Regions from separate parts of the Homo sapiens genome. Here region 1 is linked to region 2. The links are chromatin loops, found by intact Hi-C in ENCODE. Cell type or tissue: endothelial cell of umbilical vein. All regions are shown on one strand. Region 1 overlaps CIITA (class II major histocompatibility complex transactivator). Region 2 overlaps LINC01290 (long intergenic non-protein coding RNA 1290).

Region 1 (2,500 bases), 400 kb before region 2:
AGAAAAAAGAAAAGTGTAAATCAGATCAAGTGTCGCCTTCCCAGGCCCACCTACTTTTCCATTCACACTGAAAAACTGCAAATACCTCTTGTGACCCACAAGGGCCTCCCTGTGTGATCTGGATTCCCCTGACCTCCCCTACTTCCACCATTGCCCAGCCTCTGTCCCTCATTCACTACACACAGCCACAGTGGCCCTTCTGACCCTTAAAACACAGCCCCTTTTCCCACTTAGGGCCTTTGCACCTGCTGTTCTTTCTTCCTAGAGTCCTTTTCCCCTAGAGCTTCCCACGGAAGAATCATCTCCCCAGAAGTCCTGTACCCTCCTGGGGCTTGTTAGTTTCCTTCCCAGCATGAATCACTGTTTTACAATATTTTATTTATGTATGTGCCTAATTCCTACTACGCAAAGAAACTCAAAAGCAAGAACGACATCTGTCTAGTTCATACTTGTATCTCTAGTTTTTAGCACAATTATGAACCAGACAGATTCTATTTTTGCTTCTGAGTTTCTTTGCATAGCAAGAAGTAAGCACCTACATAAATAAAATATTGTAAAACAGTGATCATGCTGGGAAGAAATTAACAAGGCTCAGGAGGGTATAGGACCCAGCTACTTGGAAGGCTGAGGTGGGAGGTTCGCTTCAGTCCAGGTAGTCGAGGCTGTAGTGAGCCATCATTGCACCCCTGCACTACAACCTGGGTGAGACCCCATCTCCAAATAAATAAATAAATAAATAAATAAATAAGTTGGCCGGGCATGGTGGCTCACGCCTGTAATCCTAGTACTCACTTTGGGAGGCCGAGGCAGGTGGATCACCTGAGATCAGGAGTTTGAGACCAGCCTGGCCAACATGGCGAAACCCTGTCTCTACTAAAAATATAAAAACTAGCTGGACGTGGTGGTGGGCGCCTATAATCCCAGCTACTCGGAGCACTGAGGCAGGCGAATAGCTTGAACCTGGGGGGGGGCAGAAGTTGCAGTGAGCTGAGATCACACCACTTCACTCCAGCCTGGGTGACAGAGCGAGACTCCATCTCAAAAACAGAAATTAAAAAAATTAAAAATAAATAAATAATAAGGGACCAAATGCCATCTTTCCTGGGAATCTGACTCTGGTTGTCCTCAGTAAGTGAAGAGCTCTGGCGAAGAGGAGAGCAGTTTCTCTCAGTCTGGCGAGTAAGAAGAGCTGGTAATGCTGAGTTGGATGACTGGGGCTCTGGTCCAAGCTCAGTCCGCTCATTACCTCTGGGACCACACCAGGGCCTGGATGGAAGTCACTCAAAAGCAAGAGGTGCTATGCCAAGGCCTACCAGAAGGTGGCAGTGAAACACTGACCGGCATGTAAGTGACAAGGCCGGCAAAAGCTGACGTACGTGGTTAGCCTTCCAGAAGCCACCACCCCTAGGTTCCGGAAAAAGCCTGGTCCCGCCATCCCTGGGGGAAAAGGAGCAATATTTATTGCATAACAGAACCTGGCATTGTGACAAGTGCTTACATAGACCATTAGGATGGTTCCCATTTTCCAGGTAAGAAAACAGCGGCTAGGAATGAATAACTGACTTGCTCAGAGTTTCTTTCACCACGTCCCGCTAATCCTTTTGTTCAGGGCTGTGGTGATTGCTTCTAGGGTCTCAGTGTCCCCTGCAGCCAGCACGATGTGGGTTCCCTGCGCTCTGCAGCCCCCCAGCTCAGCACCTGACCGGTATCCGGGGCCCCACTCACCTTAGCCTGAGCAGGGATGCAGCGAGCGAAGGCAGGGCCTCGGCGAGTTTGTAGGCACCCAGGTCAGTGATGTTGTTCTGGGACAGACTGCGGGGACACAGTGAGGGGGAGGGCTCAGGACCAAACTTGCATGCCTCACTTTGACCTCAAGGAGAGTTCTGGGTCATAGGCTGTGAATGGCGCTGTCGACAGACTTAAGCTACCTCTCGGTAAATAGGAGGATACTGTTAGGTCCTGTGGCCAAGTGGGAGGGCAGGGATGAGGAGGTGGATGGGAGGGAGAGTGCACCCTCCTGCCCCCACCTGTCCCATGACTTTACAACATCCCCTCTTTTCCCTCTGCGCCACTTTTCAGCACTATAATGAAATAAGTGTTGGCATTATTTGTTTAATGGCTGTGTAATCCTTTCTGCCGGGTTGTGGGCTTCACATGGAGCAGGGCTGTGTCTGTTTTGCTCATTACTGTATCCCTGTGCCTAGAGCACTGCCAGGCACATAGTAGGTGCTCAATAAATACTTAAGTGGGGTGGCGGGTAAGAAAGAGGGGGACGGAAGGACTAAGGAGAAGAAATCTAGCTTACAGTGTTACCTAGGACACTAGAAATTACTGGAGAAGTCCCACAGTCCTACAATTAAGGAAATTGCTAAGTAAATTCCGGTAAATTATTTGGCCATCCTAAGACCTTGGTTGTGAGGGGGAGTGTGGGAAGATTTTGATATCCTCTAGGTTCAGTAAAAAATCATGTTGAACTGGGCGTGGTGGCTCATGCCGGTAA
Region 2 (2,500 bases):
CCCCTTCAGCCTCTTCTCTGATATTCTCCTTGCTGTGTGTTGAGCCTTCTCTAGCCCAGAGCAAGATTCTGGGGGTTACCCCATGTGCTTCCCCCAGCCCCTCTCCTGATTAAGTTCTGGTGCTCTCAGCAACTCTGAGTTTTCTGAAGGTTTTCTCTCCTTTTTTTTTTTTTTTTTGAGATGGAGTCTCACTCTGTCACCCAGGCTGGAGTACAGTGGCACAACCTCGGCTCACTGCAACCTCTGCCTCCTGGGTTCAAACGATTCTTGTGCCTCAGCCTCCCTAGTAGCTGGGACTACAGGTGCATATCACCACGCCCGGCTAATTTTTTTTTTGTATTTTTAGGAGAGACGGGGTTTCACCATGTTGGCCAGGCTGGTCTCAAACTCCTGACCTCAAGTGATCCTCCCGCCTCCGCCTTTCAAAGGCTGGGATTACAGGTGTGAGCCACCACACCTGGCTGAAGATTTTCTCTCTTATTCCATGACTGCATCCTGCTGCAATGCTCTGGAAACCTTCGTCCTGTTTTATATTTTCAAAGGGAGCAGAAAAGAGTTGAGGTTTCCTATGTGATTTATTTGGCCACATTCAACTTAGTCCATCAGATAAGCTTTGTTATCGTTGACTACATAGACTGCATGGCTTCTATGGTTTCATTGAGATTTGAACACTTTTCACTTGTGTTGGATTTTCAGCTTAAACTAATTTATTTTAATTGACGTCATTCAATTCCAATTTTATAAAAGGATGAACGCACGACGGAAAAGAGTAGGGAACATTTTGCTTGATGAGAAAATCCGCCAGCAAGGATGTTGGGCTCTAAGCAGAACTGAAGCTCTGGAATTAAGAACACAGCCAAGGAAGAGCTCTGGACTCTGAGTTTAAAGAAGCTGACTGACTTGTAAGGCAATTCCAGGTAAGATTGGTGAATCAAGTTAAGAATCAAAAGCAACTGAGATCAACGTGGAGGCCTGGAAGGTAAGGGCCATATTTTACCTAGATACTAGCTTAGAGACTTGCTACATTGGCACTGTATTTTAAGTATGTTATTTAGTAGTATTGTGAAATCAACTGGTTTCAACATTGAAAAGGATAAAAATAGCTTATGAAAACAAAACGGTTTTTTTTTTTTTTAAAGGATAAGGTGCATGTTTAATTTCAATTGCAGAAATGAAGGGAAGAGGCACTCCTGCCACCTGGTGGGCATTTATCCAAATTGTTTGTTCAGGTCTTTTAGGGGTGAAATTCGGGTTGTTGAATCTAGGTTGAACACACAAACATTCCAGCCCCAGCAGCAGTTGGGTCTTATTTCCTTCCCCTTGACCTGGGATCTGTACCTTTCTGTTTCCAATTAAGGCCTTTATAAATGAAAGCAACCTGGTTTGGCCAGATAAAAGTTCATGTCTCCTTGCCCGTGTCCTTGTGAACTGTATGACACTGCTCTCTGGAAATCTCGTGTGTGTACTTTTCACTTGTTAACCTCCTGTGTCCCCCACTACAAGGTCAGCTGCAAGAAGGCAGGGATTCTGTCTGGTCTTGCTATTCATGATAGTGCCTGGTACACTGTCTGGCATATTGGTCGATAGTTCCCTGATGAATGAAAATTTAACAAATAGGTGAAAACAGAGTTTTGGGTTGCCTGAGTGGCATGTTCCAAACCTTTACCATATGGTAAACCTCTTAGTTCAACTGCTAATAATTTCTTCTGTGTCTTGGGTTACAATCAACCTACCCAAGTTTGGCCTCTATCTTGCTGCAAGAAATAACTCCTGCCCATAGCTGTACCAGATTAGATTTATACAGAACCCAGTAGCCTGAAAGAAGACCTCCAATCCTACTACTTAACTATCCCAAATATCTCTCTGCTTGCTACTCATGGGTCCCAATTTGCAAGCAAGTGGTAGGTGAGTGTCCCTGGCTCATGGGACATTTTTTTTTTTTTCGTAAGGAGATAAGGGGTAGATAAGTAGAATTAGCCCAGTGGGAAATGATTTCAAGCTGCGGATTGATGATTAGGGTAATTTGTGGGTAGTCCAGAGAATGCCCCATGATCCTAAAGAATTACCATCATGCGTTGTTGCGATAGTGGTCAGATGAGTTTGAATTGATCATTGGCTGTGATTAGGGAGTCTCCTGTGCTGACCCATGTCCTCCCTTCAGAGGCATCTGGAACATCAATCCTGCAGATTATTCAGCTCATTAGGAATTCCCCGTGGAAGCTCAATACTTTCCTGAATCTGAATAGTTAAACCTCTGTGTTGCAAAAATCAAATACCATCTGGCTTTTGTGTTGTCTTGGCTAAATCCAGTCAATCCCAGCTTCTTCAATGGCATTTATGATATTCTGTTCCCACAAATCCAGAGAATCATAACTGGGTTAGAAACAGTTTTATTTAATCTTGGGTGTAGAAAGATTGTTTTCATAGATCAGACAGCATTTACCTCCATCAGAGTAAGAAAAAAGAATGTCCAGGTGTGTCCTTGCCCCAGTGATCACAG

Evidence for each region. A loop is a pair of places that touch in the nucleus more often than their neighbours do. Peaks named below come from ENCODE experiments on the same cell type or tissue, not always from the same donor. Only the 100,000 strongest peaks of a DNase experiment are listed, where the experiment ranks them.
Region 1: it touches region 2 in a loop (19-fold over the local background); 80 of 110 quality-filtered maps call a loop at or near these places.

What each region holds. Positions count from the first base shown.
Region 1 is chr16:10,917,752-10,920,251 of GRCh38, reverse strand. CIITA (class II major histocompatibility complex transactivator) reads right to left here. Exons shown (of 20, transcript NM_000246.4): 16 at 1,726-1,812. Among named protein-coding and RNA genes, the nearest start is that of DEXI, 23 kb to the left of the region's middle. In endothelial cell of umbilical vein, a CTCF peak has its summit at 1,310 (motif pointing right); a DNase peak (open chromatin) is centred at 1,311; H3K4me3 peaks cover 288 bases.
Region 2 is chr16:10,513,480-10,515,979 of GRCh38, reverse strand. It overlaps LINC01290 (long intergenic non-protein coding RNA 1290), which reads left to right. Exons shown (of 2, transcript NR_149081.1): 2 at 748-1,138. Among named protein-coding and RNA genes, the nearest start is that of LINC01290, 13 kb to the left of the region's middle. In endothelial cell of umbilical vein, a CTCF peak has its summit at 1,195 (motif pointing left); a DNase peak (open chromatin) is centred at 1,199.